4 separate regions of the Homo sapiens genome follow, and all the other regions are linked to region 3. The links are chromatin contacts, found by Hi-C or POLR2A ChIA-PET in ENCODE. All regions are on one chromosome and are shown on one strand. Each heading gives the region's core, a stretch centred on a gene start or an enhancer-like site at or near the end of the contact. The rest is flanking DNA. Distances are from core to core; before and after follow the strand shown. Region 1 holds the start of RPL39 (ribosomal protein L39). Region 2 overlaps DOCK11 (dedicator of cytokinesis 11). Region 3 holds the start of PGRMC1 (progesterone receptor membrane component 1). Region 4 holds the start of NKAP (NFKB activating protein).

What was found. A loop is a pair of places that touch in the nucleus more often than their neighbours do. ChIA-PET counts read pairs that join two places held with the same protein, here RNA polymerase II (POLR2A). Pooled maps may share reads with other maps.
Region 1: a loop to region 3 is called in a pooled map, with 6 times the contacts of the local background. The contact joins the promoter of RPL39 here to the promoter of PGRMC1 in region 3. A Hi-C loop is called at or near these places in 10 of 50 pooled maps. POLR2A ChIA-PET finds 5 or more read pairs at or near these places in 2 of 52 experiments (WTC11 and activated CD4-positive, alpha-beta T cell).
Region 2: a pooled map shows a loop between it and region 3 (4-fold over the local background). The contact joins the enhancer-like site here to the promoter of PGRMC1 in region 3. A Hi-C loop is called at or near these places in 8 of 50 pooled maps. POLR2A ChIA-PET finds 5 or more read pairs at or near these places in 2 of 52 experiments (OCI-LY7 and PC-9).
Region 4: a loop to region 3 is called in a map of naive thymus-derived CD4-positive, alpha-beta T cell, with 4 times the contacts of the local background. The contact joins the promoter of NKAP here to the promoter of PGRMC1 in region 3. A Hi-C loop is called at or near these places in 1 of 168 maps with a recorded cell type or tissue (naive thymus-derived CD4-positive, alpha-beta T cell) and 14 of 50 pooled maps. POLR2A ChIA-PET finds 5 or more read pairs at or near these places in 2 of 52 experiments (GM12878 and T-cell).

What each region holds. Positions count from the first base shown.
Region 1 is chrX:119,789,596-119,793,124 of GRCh38, forward strand. RPL39 (ribosomal protein L39) reads right to left here and starts at 2,035. Exons shown (of 3, transcript NM_001000.4): 1 at 1,979-2,035; 2 at 313-416. The coding sequence starts at 1,981. It overlaps LOC107985694 (a long non-coding RNA gene), which reads left to right and starts at 2,121. Exons shown (of 3, transcript XR_001755949.2): 1 at 2,121-2,422. RefSeq lists an enhancer at 1,770-2,029.
Region 2 is chrX:118,535,477-118,539,023 of GRCh38, forward strand. All of the region lies in intron 1 of DOCK11 (dedicator of cytokinesis 11), which reads left to right. Among named protein-coding and RNA genes, the nearest start is that of DOCK11, 41 kb to the left of the region's middle. RefSeq lists enhancers at 694-743, 974-1,053, 1,454-1,503. Within about 2 kb of position 1,380, at least 8 of the 41 ENCODE cell types and tissues checked have a DNase peak (open chromatin) inside an H3K27ac peak, as active enhancers do; they include OCI-LY7, where a contact is called at or near this core.
Region 3 is chrX:119,234,035-119,237,683 of GRCh38, forward strand. PGRMC1 (progesterone receptor membrane component 1) reads left to right here and starts at 2,251. Exons shown (of 3, transcript NM_006667.5): 1 at 2,251-2,657. The coding sequence starts at 2,330. It also overlaps the pseudogene NUDT19P6. RefSeq lists silencers at 1,974-2,023, 2,054-2,313, 2,714-2,863.
Region 4 is chrX:119,941,388-119,945,010 of GRCh38, forward strand. NKAP (NFKB activating protein) reads right to left here and starts at 2,364. Exons shown (of 9, transcript NM_024528.4): 1 at 1,833-2,364. The coding sequence starts at 2,218. RefSeq lists an enhancer at 2,101-2,601.

The DNA.
Region 1 (3,529 bases), core at 785-3,284, 560 kb after region 3:
AAAATACTGACTGGGTCTTCCCCACCAGGATGTGTATAAGACAGCCTTCCACCTTATGACCTAGCTCAGACTGAAGATGACCAGGAAATTAATAAGTATTGGAGAATTATCTGCCCATAAGCCCAGATGTGGGCTGGATGCAGTGCAGAAACAAAGGAAGTACGTTTTTAAAAACGAATTTGAGAATGCTGTCAAAGGGTGGATTGGATTGCATGCAATTTTAATCATGTATTTATACTCAAAAAGTAACCCTGGCCAGACACAGTGGCTCTTACATTTAGCAAAATACAAGCAGTATGATGGAGGTCTTACCTGATTTTATTTCCAGTTTTCATCCGAATCCACTGGGGAATGGGACGATTTTGCTTTTGTTTCTTGGCCAGGAATCGCTTAATCCTGAAAGTCTTGTGAGAAGACTGGGAAGAAAATGCAATCAATTTAGACAATATTAGAGCCTGCCCGAATGATTCAAAGTCAAGAACTCCTTCAAACCAACATTTGAGTGCTTAACACATACCCCAGCCCCAAAATCTTCTCAATGCTAAGCCATCAAGCCAAGCAAGTCTCTGACCCTCACAACTTCTCTGGGGGCAGATACCACAGTTTCCATCGTTCAGATAAAATAAGTGGAATCCGGTTAAGAAACATGCACAAAATCAGAGCATCAATGTGCAGAACCAGGATTCAAACCCAGGTCCTTTCTGCTCCACAGCCAGAGGCTACCTTTCAATTTACCCTGTGGTCCCCCAAGGACTCAGACGACCACACTGGGAATGGCTAGGGAATCTGGCTTCCTGGGAAGAACACAGCTTTGAGTCAAACAGAACCACCTACCTACCATTTGCAAGTCAACGAATCTCAGTGCTCTACTTTGTAAAACAGGGGTACGTACTTTTCAAGTGTTATTGGGAGGGTAATTAAGACTTAGGGAAAGTCCCTGACATTCAGAAGATCTAACCTACTCACCATTTCGGTATTAATCCTAACTCTATCTCTACTGCTAAATTTCACTGGCTAAAAAAATAAACTTTTAAATTTAAAAATAAATGAAATGTCACTTTTCCAAGGATGACTGTCTCAATTTCTAGTTGCATCTTTTGGCTTTCATCTAAGGCCAACCCCAATACTCCCCCAAATCTACAGAATAATCTTGCAAAATTGGCACGGATGCAGGTTTAATGCCTGGCCAACCTGGACGAACATACCCTTGCATAATAATGGGAGCCAATACAAAGAAGGCAAAGATTACACCCCGTCCCCCATCCACAGTAGCAGTTGTAAATTTTGTCAAGTAATAAATTACTTGACAAGTAATAAAATACCAGTACTTATCGCCTCCATATCTAGAAATCAACATTTTACATTTCCCAGTAAAGAGTGACTGGTTCGCTGCTGCCATTTACTAAGAAGGCCAGAATGACACACAGGTTCGCAAAACACCCCTTGTTCTAGGCGCTTCCACGGGGTGACGCTCAAGTCTCTGAATAAACGTCCTCTAAACAAAAGTCCTGGGATCTAAAAATGCGGTTCGCTTCTCCACGCCAAGCTAAACCCTTTTCGAAAACCAGTAGCCCACAATACCCTCCTGATTACCCTCCACGTTGCGCATGCCACGGGCAGCCCACAGTCAGGCCACGATTTCGGGGGTGGCTGCCACCTCCCACCCCCCGCCTCCAGAACGAGTTCGCTACAAGCGAAGGGAAACCGGAATCCCTGCCCGACTCGGCAGCGGCCGGGCAAAGAAAGAGCCCCCTTGAATCCGCGGCCGCAGCGCAGCCCGTCCCTCTCCAGGTTGCTCGCTGGCTCACTAGCTTCCCTCCAGGCCACGAAAGACAACAGTGGCCGAACTGGATATTTTCTTGAAAAAGCCTTTAAAAGGCTCCCGCCCCTCAACGCTCCGCGCGGCCCAGGCATTTCCTGGCAGCGGCCTCGGGTTTTGGGAAGCCACCCCGGGGCCGATGGGGGCCGATGGACTTACCATGGCGAGCAGCGGAGTCAAGAACACACCACGATGGCGGAGAAAGGAAGAGGAGGGAAGCTGGCGGAAGAACGAGCTTAGAAGGCGCTTCCGATGGGCGGAGTTTAGGAGGTGACGCTATGCACCGACCGCCTCTTCTAGTGCCTTCTCTGTCTAGCGGTGCGCTCCCGTGGCGCCGTGGGAAAGCGCGCTGGTTTCTGCCAAATGCAGTTAGCTTTGCTTCGCTTCCCTAAGTGCGTTCCCCCAGGGGCCCGGCAGTGTGCTAGGGGCACCCTGCTTCGTAAGTGAGGCAGACAGCCCGTGATAAATGCCAAAGTAGAAGCCCCTCCGAAAAATTAAGGAGCCGATTGGGCGGGACTAACCCTAAGGGAGGGCAGGGGAAGCGACCGTCACCTCCGGGCGCCGGGGACTCGGAACGCCGGGTCGGAGCTCGGCAGGCGGAGAGTAAGTGCCATTTTCCCAGAGGGTTACGAGTCATTTCGGCCTGGCTGGGAGGTGTGGGAAGGGACAGTCGTGTCGGAGGAAGCCGGAGAAGTTGGAGGGGGTTGGACCACGTGGACGCTTATGTAAGCCTAGGGGTTTTCGACTAGGCGGAAGGTTGCCAATCAAAGTTTTCAACTCAGAAAGTTAGGGACAGAACCTCTTCCTTGGCTGCTAGAAGTCCAGCCTGACATTGTAGCCCGCCTTTGGCAAGATGTACAATAATTAATAACATGCGTTTGGGATGCTAGTGTTCCCCATTTTCATCCTTTTCCCCATTTAAAAGCAAAAACCTTTCCTTTTTGATGAGTAAATAAAATAAACATAAAAATAAGCTGGGCGTGGTGGCTCACGCTTGTAATCCCAGCACTTTGGGAGGCCTAGGCGGGCGGATTACTTGAAACGAGGAGTTCGAGACCAGCCTGGCCAACATGGTGAAACCCCGTCCCTACTAAAAATACAAAAAAACTAACCAGGCGTGGTGGCGGGCGCCTGTAATCTCAGCTACTGCGGGGGCTGAGACAAGAGAATCTCTTGAACCCTGAAGGCGGAGGTTGCAGCGAGCCGAGATTGCGCCACTGCACTCCAGCCTGGGCAACAAGAGCAAAACTCCATCTCAAAAAAGAAAAAGTAAATAAATAAACGCAAAAACCTCCATGTATATTTGCAGTCACCTCAAGCATTTTTACACCAACGGATTACAGCAAGGGTTTTTAACCTGGAGTCCACAAGAGTCCATGTATAGAATTCAGAGGATCCCATGAACTTGAATGGGAAAATACAACTTTATTTTCACCAAATTTAATGAAATGTAATGCTTTCTTTATTTAGGAATGTAGGCAACAGACCACAGTGGCATTAGCAGTACTCGTGACTTGGTCACTAATAGAAACCATAGATGGCTTCATGTTACATTACAGTTGATGCAGATGTCTCCATATATTATTTACACACTCCCTTTAAATTACATTAGTTATAAGTTCACAAATAGAACTATGTTAAGAAGCCCATGTATTACTATAGCACATATTTCCTTTTTTTTTTTTTCAAGACTGAGTCTCCCTTTATTGC
Region 2 (3,547 bases), core at 130-2,629, 700 kb before region 3:
GTGTTTTTGATCCTGCCTAGGAGACTAAGTAAACCACCCAAAAAGCAGTTAAGTATCCAGGGAATGTTATATATGAGTAAATGCCACAATAGATGGGAAAGACAATAAGGGCTGTTGGGGAGCGAGGAGGGCTATGCTATCATAAGAATCAGGTGAGCTAAGTGTGGGTTGGTAATAAACATGACCCACTGGTCTCATGGAAAGTATGACTTTTCCCTTAGCCGTTTACTTTAAGAAAGGTCAGTGTCCTGAATGCAGTTTGTATTTAGATTCTTATGCCAAGATTTTCCCCAGAAAATAATCTTTATGAAAAGATGTTCATGTCTATTTTGGCAAGTTGGGTTCTGCTAGTTAAAAAGATGCCCCTCCCGCCCCACCACATCACCATTAGATTGTAGTTATGCAAAGCTCCTTCAGTAATTGGAGTTCCTATTGGGGAAGAGACAAAGAGATGAGCTGCTGAAAGATGGTCACATTTGGAACAAACAGGCCATGGTCATAACAAAGTCAAATACTCTTTATTTGAACCTTATGAAGAAATTTCTTACAGGCTGGACACAGTGGCTCATGCCAGCACTTTGGGAGGCTTGATGGGTGGATCACTTGACCTCAGGAGTTTGAGACCAGCCTGGGCAACACGGCAAAACCCCGTCTCTATAAAAAATACAAAAATTAGCCTGATGTGGTGGCACACATGTGTAGTCCCAGCTACTTGGGAGGCTGAGGTGGGAGGATTGCCTGAGCCCAGGGAGGTTGAGGCTGCAGTGAGCTGTGATCAAACTACTACACTCCATCCTGGGCGACAGAGTAAGACCTTGTCTCAAAAAAAAAAAAATCCTTACAGTTATGGTTCCATTATTGACATGCTGTATAGGGTTCCTCTCTAGAAGTCTCTAATCTACAGTGGTGGCATCTCTCACTTCTGTGAATCATAATGCAACTTTTGCTTCTCCTCATATTCACACACCACTCTTGACAGTTACCTAGTCTCTGATCTTACAGGGTTTATGAATAAAACTAGAAGGCAAGATGAAATGATCTGAGACCACATAAATCGATATGATGAAATTCTTCTGATTGATCTAATGGGGAATAGAGGGACTCACACATTTTAGTGTGCAAACACACTTGTACAGTTCCTTTTTTGGAAGAAGATATGGCTATCAAAGGGCATGATAGATGCACAGAAATTACAATAGTCTGTGATCAGCTCTCACATCTTGGGTTTATCTACCTTCCCCACGAGACTGTGAACTTCTCAAGGGCAAGGTCTGTTTTTTTATTCACCTCTGCATTACCAGGGGCTAGCACAGGGCCAGAACCTCAGTAGGAACTCAATAAATGCATCTTTATGCTGAACTCACTTTGTTTTCTGTGCTGCCGGAAATTGCATGCCCCCAGTGGCCATTTTGAGTGCAAAGTGTTATTTTAAGATGCTCTCTAGAGAAAGCACTCTAGGCTCTGCTTACAAATGTCTGAGAGGAAAGGAGAGCCGAATGACTAGGGGATCTGGAGAAATTCCTAAGTGAAGGTCGTGGAGAAATGATGGGAAGGAGAGACTCACCTCTTTTTGAGTGTGCTACTTCTATCCCAAGACTGTTGTTATTTTTCATAAGAAAATGCTCAGATGTCATTGAGGCTGTAGTCTGACTGCAATACTGCAAAAAAGCACTTTTGGGCTAATCATTCTCTTTCTGAAACCAGTAGTTGCCATGTTCCTCCTTGTGCTGAAACTCAGTTTGGAGGATGGGGTGGTGGTAGTGGTGGCGTGGTGGTGCAGGGATGTTTTTGAATTGGCTCTGTGCCCTACTGCTCAGCTTTCTGCCTGCTTTCTGGTATCCCTCCCAGTGTGATAAAGGAGAGATTCTATGATGCCAGTGTTCACTTCAGACTTGCAGAAGAGACATTCTTAGAATTCTTAAGGAGAACTAGTTTCTAAAGTAAAAGATTTACCGGTAAACTAATGACCTTTGGTATGGTATTTAAGCAGAAGTAACCCAGGCTCATTTTGCATTGCTTACAGATAAATATTATGTGATTATTCTTGTGTCTTACACATTTCTAATGATAACATAAATATGCCTGCTAGTCAAATGTGCTTTTGGATACATGAGTGGTTGGATGGTTGAATATATACATTCATGTACATTTTTATGTATTTTAGTATTACAAGCATGGTTTTATATTTATACACATACAGTTACGATGATAAAAGATCAGTCATCCTGTACTGCGAATGTACAGGAACCACCACAAAATTGTAAAGTCTAAGTGGTGATGCTATTAGTGACCCTCAGTGAGGATCCATTGTTTCCTCTCTTTGGACCAAGAAGTGGACTGCAACTGAATCTATTCTGACGAGTTTCCTTTTTTGCTATCTGTCCTTTCCACTTATATTAGAAATAAAATTATCTCAATTTATGGAGCTGTGCATTTCTTCCCATTTGTAGAGTTTGCACATAGAAAGCTCATTGAGATTTGGTCCTTAGTGGCCTGAGTAAGCAACGGAAAAGTGTACTGCATCCCACACCATGGTACCAAAATTGGCATTTTTATTTTACTAGAGATAGAAAAATGCAATTTATTCTCCTTTATGGGATGATATGAAGCTTTCTTTTTCAATAAATGTTTTCAATGAAGAAGATATTTGATTTGAAGAAAAATATGAAGTAAATGATAATACAGATGGTGTGGCAAATATGAGGATTATATGTGAATAAGTTCGGGAAACTAATAGAAACAAGGATTAGGAGTTGGGAGACCTGGGTTTGAATCCTGGTTCAGCTCCTAATGTAGACAGATGAACTTAGGCCTCTGAGCCAGTTTCCTGATGGATAAAGTTGAAATGATGGTATTTTCCTTGTCTACTTGACAAAGCGTTTGGTAACAAACAGAATGCATATGAAAGTGTTTTCTTAAGACTGCAAAGTGACCTTGAAATGAATTAACAAAAAATACTAATATTATTAGCAAGTTATTCAAGAAAACTTAGGAGTCAGTGAATGAAAACTTTTAAGAACAAATCATTTTGTTTTGTTTTGTTTTCCCCATGGTGAAAACTGAGTTGGTTCCAAATTTAGGTTGACGGTTTTCCTGTCACTACTTACGGGAAGAAGACTGAAACATATGCTCACTTCTCTCCAGATTGCATAAATGCCTTCGCCTTTTACTTAGCACTGCTCCGGAACTGTATGGAAGTTGCTATTATTTGAATGTTTAAGGTACCATTTATTGTAACGGGTTTTTGGAGTTATGAAAAAGCACCTTTGCAGGCCAATCAGTGCACACTGGCAGAAAGGATAAATTACAAAGCTGAAAGAAAGACCCTCTTTGAGTGTATTGGAAGCTTTTATGTATAAGTCTAATAATAGAATGAGAAAGCTGAATGAGAAAGTTAGATAAGGGATATGATGGAGACTGCAGGGCAGAACCACCATTAAATCATGATAATTCTATAGGTCAAAAGGTTTTCTTTGTCTCTGATGCCTGCAGAGTTATAACTGAATCCTACTAGAAGGGAAATGCAGGGTTCAGTCCCTTCTCATCT
Region 3 (3,649 bases), core at 1,001-3,500:
GCAATGAGCTAACTTACAGGTGTCTGGTGATAGCTGGGCATGGGAAGATTGTGAATTATTTGCGCAGGAAGGCTGCATCTTGGTCATGAAGAAAGGGAGATTTGTAGCTTATTTGCTTTTTCTTTTTGCTATTTCATGCTCCCACCAGCCTGATTCCCTTTCCCTAATTAGGACTCCAGAATGATGATATTTGAATGGCCTTTTAATGGTTTTGTCACAATTCAAGTGAATTAATTCGCCATTTTATTTGAAGTCGGACATTTAGGTTGTTTCCAGTTTTTCTGTATTAAAAATGAATCTCTGCTGAGCATCTTAGTAATGAAATATTTGTCTGCGTTTCTGTCTCCTTGGGATGGATTCCTGAAAATGGAATTACTAGGTCAAAGAGCAGATTTCTAGAAGTGGGATTAATGGATAGAAAATATTTTTATGGATAATAAAAGGTTATACCCAACAGCGTATGTGAGTCTCACCACTCTCTCGCCAATAGTGTGTTATCCTTTTTTTTTTCCCTTTTATCTTTCCTGTAGAAAAGTAGTAGGTGACAGCGGCATCTCCATGCTTTTCTTTTTGTTACTAATGAGACTGAACATTTTTCATATGCTTATTCACCACTGGCATGCTCTCTTTTGTGAACTACCTGTTCCTATTTTTTCCCATTTATTGACTAGAATCTTATACATTTTCTTATCAATCCAAATGATCTCTCAAATAAATATTAACCCTTTGTCATATTAGTTGCAAATGAAAATATTTTATAAGTTTATTAGCTTTCTAAATTTTCTTGGCCATACATGTTAAAAGAGATAGATTCTAACTATAGACAAGTGCCCTCAGTTTGAGCCTGTTTCTCCATGATTAAATTGAAGAGTTTTGACAAAAGATTTGGAGGGGCTGTTTCAGCTAATCCCAAATTTAGCTCTGAGAAAAATGCCTGGGCCCGATACAAAGATTGTTTGGCTCATTGCACTTTATAATGATTTAAGAAGATGTGGGGGGCAGGGATGGAAGCAGTTTTTGCCAGAAATTTTTAGAATTCTGAGGTAGGAAGCCAATCTTTACTCAAGTCTCTTGCGTGTTGGGAGGAGGAGTAAGTTATGTGCAAGCCAACAGAACACTTGGTGGAAAAGTACTGCTCTGGGCTGCAGATGTGTGCACGGCTTGGTTTTAATTATTTGTTTCCCTCTCTATCCTTTCTTCTCCTCCCCTCCCCCCGCCACCAGAAAAAGGGCCAGATTAGGACGAGGCAACCCCTTCCTCCGTGGAGGTCTGCTTCTGTGCAGCCTGTTAGCACATCAAAGGCCGGATGAAATACCTAGGAAAGGAAGGGACCAGGCCTAGGATCCTTCCAAACTCCCGCCTTTGTCTGGGCTCCAGCTCAGGGTTATTGTGACTGCCAAGGGTAGCCTGACAGACTCCAAATAGAAGAACGCTGCCAAACAAAGAAACTTTCACATTATTCTGAGGGGGGAAAAAAGAGCAACAAGAGAACGTTGCTTGTTAATGCCTGGTGACTGAGCAAATCAGTAATTGCAAAAGGGTTTTTCGGAGAACAAACCCAAAGTTAACTGGGCGATCAGATTCGTTTCCCCAGATAATAGGGAGAGTTGTGCACTGACTTTAGCAATCCCGGGGGTGTCGGTCCCACAGCATCTGGGGGAGAATTGGGGAAGGGCCATCAAGGAGAGCGAATGGGGGTTCCCAAGGTGAAAATGAGTCGTGTAGGGCTCTAACATAGAAAATGGAGTTCGAAGAATGAGTTTCCTGTCTCCTAAGACAGCTTGGAGGGCCCGGGAACGGCAGGGGGAAGATGAGGGGCTTCAGAATGGGAGGCAGGGAAAAGCCTGCAGCAACAGAAAGGGAGTCGGTGTCTGGCGCGCATCAGGTGGCGGAGGGGCGCTCGCACAGAGCCCGGCAATGCCGAGGCCCTCCCAACGGGTCGGTCTGCGAGGAGCAAAAAAGGGGTTCAGAGGAGGGCAGCGCGTGCGTCGCGCTCAGCTATAGGATGGCGCGAGGATGGCGTGAGGCTGGGCTGGGGCCTCCCAGGTAGAACTGAGGGGGGCACCGCGCGGCCGCGGGGGAGCGGCGCCGGACTCTAGAGGCTTTGGAGGGGGCCTGAGGGCTGCGGGGCGGGACCGAGCAGGGCGGGGCGCTTAGGTGGCCTCGGGGGAGGCGGGGCTTGGAGGCTCCGCCCCTCAGGCCCCGCCTCCTCCCCGGCTAGTCTTTGGCCGCCGCCGAACCCCGCGCGCCACTCGCTCGCTCAGAGGGAGGAGAAAGTGGCGAGTTCCGGATCCCTGCCTAGCGCGGCCCAACCTTTACTCCAGAGATCATGGCTGCCGAGGATGTGGTGGCGACTGGCGCCGACCCAAGCGATCTGGAGAGCGGCGGGCTGCTGCATGAGATTTTCACGTCGCCGCTCAACCTGCTGCTGCTTGGCCTCTGCATCTTCCTGCTCTACAAGATCGTGCGCGGGGACCAGCCGGCGGCCAGCGGCGACAGCGACGACGACGAGCCGCCCCCTCTGCCCCGCCTCAAGCGGCGCGACTTCACCCCCGCCGAGCTGCGGCGCTTCGACGGCGTCCAGGACCCGCGCATACTCATGGCCATCAACGGCAAGGTGTTCGATGTGACCAAAGGCCGCAAATTCTACGGGCCCGGTACGCGGCCGGCGAGGGGGGCTTGGAGACAAAAGAAGGGGGCCCCGGCACGGGGCTGGGCGGGAGAGAGGCGAGGCGGGAGCGGGGCGCCCCTGAGTGGAGGGAGGAATGGCGGCGAGCTAGGGTAGGCGGGTAGGCGGGCAGGCGGAGAGCCGGGAGGCTCCCGGGGCGGGCAGGGAACAAGAGGCGCTCTAGAGGGGCTGCGGGCCAGTCAGGGACGCGGATCCCCGGCCCGCGCTGACAGCGCTGGGAGGGGGTTAGAGAAAGAAGGCTGAGGCGCTTAAGCCGGGGGTGGGTGGGACCACGAAGCTCGAAGGCGTTGAGGGGGGACACATCAAAGCCCAGGCTGTTGGGGTAGTTTTCGAAGGTCCTGGGCTTGGGGATTCCTGGAAGGAGGAGGGGGTAGTGTCGGGTTCTAGGAAGGAAATGAGGGTGTTCCGAGGGAGGCATGGGGGAGGGCGAGAGTGAGAAAAGGTCCAGACCTAGAGAAGACGGGAAGGCCAATGACACCGGGAGTAGGTTTGAAATATGAGGGTGTGGGAGAAAACGCCGAGACGGGATTAGCAGCAGGTAAAAGCTTTGTGCCCGGTGGATAGTGATGTGTGTGTGCACTCGTGGTGTGTGCATGCGCGGTGTGTGCGTGTTTAGTGTATGTGATTTATCAGGGGTGTGTGTGTGTGGTGTGTGCATGCGCGCTTGAAATGGGTCATGCGTCAGGTATGTGTGTGGCATGTGTTTGGTCTGTGTGCGCTTGTGCTGTGTGTGGCAGATGGGGAAAGGCTGGAAGGTGAACAAGGAGGAAGGGGGCTGTTTGAGGGAGGAATAAAGGCTGAATATGGTGGACAATGGTAACGTGGCAAGCTTTTAAGGTAATATGGTATTTAGTCTATAGCAGGAGAGAAAGGATTAGAAGCCAAGAAAAATTAAAATGGAGGGAGGGAGAAGTGGGAGGATACCAAGAAACAAAAGGAGTAGAGCTAAGAAGACTGCTG
Region 4 (3,623 bases), core at 1,114-3,613, 710 kb after region 3:
TATGTTCCAGCCACTTAATTATTACAATCCCCAAATCCCTAGTACTTATTTTATCCCCTTTTTAATCCATAGTACTTATTTTATCCCCCTTTTAATGATGAAGAAATGGAGCCCAGAGAGGTTAAGTAACTTGACCAAGGTCACACAGCTATTAAGTGGCAAATAAAGGCTTCATACTCAGTCTGATTCTGGAGTTTGTCCTTTTCCTTTCTTTCTTCCTGTTCTTCTCTTTGTTTTTTTTTGTTTGTTTGTTTTTGAGACAGCATCTCCCTCTGTCACCCAAGCTGGAGTGCAGTGGTGAGATCATGGCTCATGGCAGCCTTGACCTCTCCAGCTCAAGTGATCCTCCCACTTCAGCATCCCCAGTACCTGAAATTACAAGCACATGCCACCACGCCCAGCTGATTTTTAAAACACTTTTTGTAGAGACAGGGTATCCCTATATTGCCTAGGCTGGTCTTGAACTCCTGGATTCAAGTGATCCTCCTGCCTTGGCCTCCTAAAGTGTTGGGATTACAGGCATGAGCCTCTGTGCCCAGCCAAAAAATGCATAGTTTTAAGGAGAAAGGAAAAGGCTCATAATTATTGCTGTGTAAGTCTTAATATCTTGTTTATTGTTAAATTATGTGTCAGGCACTGTACTAAGTTATTTACGTGCACTTATATGTTTAAAAAAATGAGAAACTTAGAAATATTACAGGCATTGAGAGGTAGGTTAAAGTTCCAACAGTTGGGAGATGTCTTGAGTCTTTTTCTTCCGGCAGTGGGAGGTAATAAAGTATAGTGATGAAAAGGACAGGCTCGGCAGGGCATGTGGGGTCATACCTGTAATCTCAGCACTTCCGGAGGCCAACGTGGGAGGATCACTTGAGCCCAGAAATTCGATACCAGCCTGGGCAACATGGTGAAACCCTGTCTCTACCAAAAAATACGAAAATAAGCCGGGTGTGGTGGTGCGCACCTATAGTCCCAGCTATGAGGGAGGCTGAGGTGGGAGGATCACTTGAGCCCAAGAAGGTGGAGGCTGCAGTGAGCCAAGATTGCACCACTGCACTCCAACCTGGGCGACAGAGCTAGACCCTGTCTCAAAAACAAAACAAAACAATCCCCAAGCTATGCATTTTTCCACTCCAATACTCACTTTGATTAGAGATCTAGTCTCATCCTGGCGTCATTTTTCGAGGTCAAGACTGAGACCACTTAACAAGACCTTCCTCAAAGTGGGGTCATCTATAGCTTATCAGATCACTTTTCCTACATGCATCTAATCGTCTTGTCTGAGGGGAAGGTTTATTTCCTCTCCAACTTAAACCCTTGATTTCATTCCTTCCTAATTCCCCACAAAACGTTTCTACATAAATATCCTGTTATCTCAGACCTGTAAGTTCCTTCATTCAACAAGCAATGGTTGAGCGCCTATAAAGTACCAGGCACTTAGAATTCTGTGATCAGAATTCTCCTCCGTTCACTGGCTCCTCCTTTCCATGAGCTCAGTCTAGTGGGGAATACAAATATATTCACGAATGATAATGACACAACCAGGTAAATGCTACAGTTCTGGTAGGTCTGAACTCTCGGCAATATTCGCTAACAAGACAGGAGGCGGAAGGGGGTAGCGGGAGACCAGGGCACTATATGAAGGGGCCTGAGGGTAAGGGAAAATGAAAAGGACGAATAAAGGGTTGTCGTGGGTGGATTAAAGAAAGGGATGAAAATGGGCGCAAGGCAAGCAGAGTGAGCGAAATGCGAATAGTCAGAAGCGGAATGAATGATAGATCGGACTCCAAAGGCACGTAGGCTCGTACAAGAGAAAGTGCGGCCGTCTCACTCACTTCTGCCGCAGGCTCTCCTCCCTCTCCTTGTCGAGGAGGCTAGGCCAAGGCTTGTCGCTCCCGTAGGGGCGCGAGTAGCTGCCGTAATAGACTGACGAGGAGGCAGAAGCGAAGGGGATGCCCCGGGGCGCAGAGGGCCGCTCTCTAGAACGCGACCGCGAGCGTGAGCGGTAGGACTGGTTTCGGGAGCCTTGGCTGAGGCCACCCAGCTGATGGGTGAGTCCATTCCGGTCCCCGGACCGAGAGCAAGAGTGCGAGCGAGAGCGGCGGCCCCGCGGGGAGCGGGCAGATTTGCTGGGCTTCGGACTCTTCGACGAACTGCGACGTCTTCCCCCCGAGCCCGAGGCCTCCCTATCCGGGCTGCGTGAGCCGGACACCGGAGCCATGGCTACTGGGGGGCCCCAGCAGCCGTGGGACAAGGGGGCGCTCTCGCGAGCCTAGGAAGATGTCTGTTGCCTTGGTTCCCGGGACCTGCCGCTGCGGAACAGCCCAAATCTGAGGAAACCTTGGACACAGTTCTGGGTACTTCTGCAAAACCCTTCCCCGGATCTAGGCGGTCGTCACCGACAGGAAGCGATGTGTGCATCAATATAAATAAGCCGGTGGGGCAACTAGATTGCGTGCATCCTTCCAGTTCCGAGTGAGGCTCCTCAAGTCTAAGCAAGAGACCAAGTTCTTTCTCAGCCTTGAACTTGAAACACTTGAAGGGAAGTATATATTTCAAACACAATATACAGTATACATTTCACTGAGTGGCCGTATGAACAAGACAGTTAATTCTGCTTGTGTTTCCTGTGCTTTCTGTGTGTATTTATATATAAATGTGTGTGTGTGTGTGTATGTCATGTATGAAAGTATGAATGTGTATTTTCTTTTTCTTTCCAATCCCAAGCAAATCGGGAGGGTTTTTCGCGACTGGGGATTAGCTATGGTGTCTAAGCCCCATATTGCCGTGTTAGCTTAGAGGGCGCAAATTTTGTTAATGACTCGCGCCTGATAAACTTCAATTAAGTTTCCCGCCTAGAGAAAAACTGCATACTTATCCCCTAGCCACCGTCTCCACCAATATGCCCCAGCAAAAGGAGGTTTTTTTTTTTTGAGACTGGAACTCACTCTGCTCACTCTGTCGCCCAGGATGGAGTACAGTGGCAAGATCTCAGCTCCCTGCAAACCTCCGCCTCCCCGGGCTCAAGCTATCCTCCCACCTCAGCCTCCTGAATAGCTGGGATTACAGGCGCATGCGACACCAAGCCTGGGTAGTTTTTTTTTTGAGGGGGGTCGGGGGAAACAGGGTTTCACCTTGTTGCCCAGGTGGTCTTGAACTCCTGGGCTCAAGCGATCCGCCAGCCTCGGCCTCCCAAAGTGCTAGGATTATAGGTGTGAGCCACTGCGTCTGGCTTGTATTTTTTTCCCCAAAAAGTGTCATTTTATTTTTTATTTTTTTATTTTTGAGACAAGGGCTCCCTCTGTCATCCAGGCTGGAGTGCAGTGGCTATCCTGGCTCACTGCAACCTCCGCCTCCCAGGTTCAAGTGATTCTCCTGCCTCAGCCTCCTGAGTAGCTGGGATTACAGACATGTGCCATCATGCACAGCTAATTTTTTATTATTTTTTAAATTTGTACAAATCTATGGGATACATGTGAAATTTTGTTACATGTATATAATGTGTAGTGATGACGTCAGGGTATTTAAGGTGTCCATTATCTGAGCACAATACATTTTTGTTAAGTGTACTCTCGGCCTGGTATGGTGGCTCACGTCTGTAATCCCAGCACTTTGGGAGGCAGAGG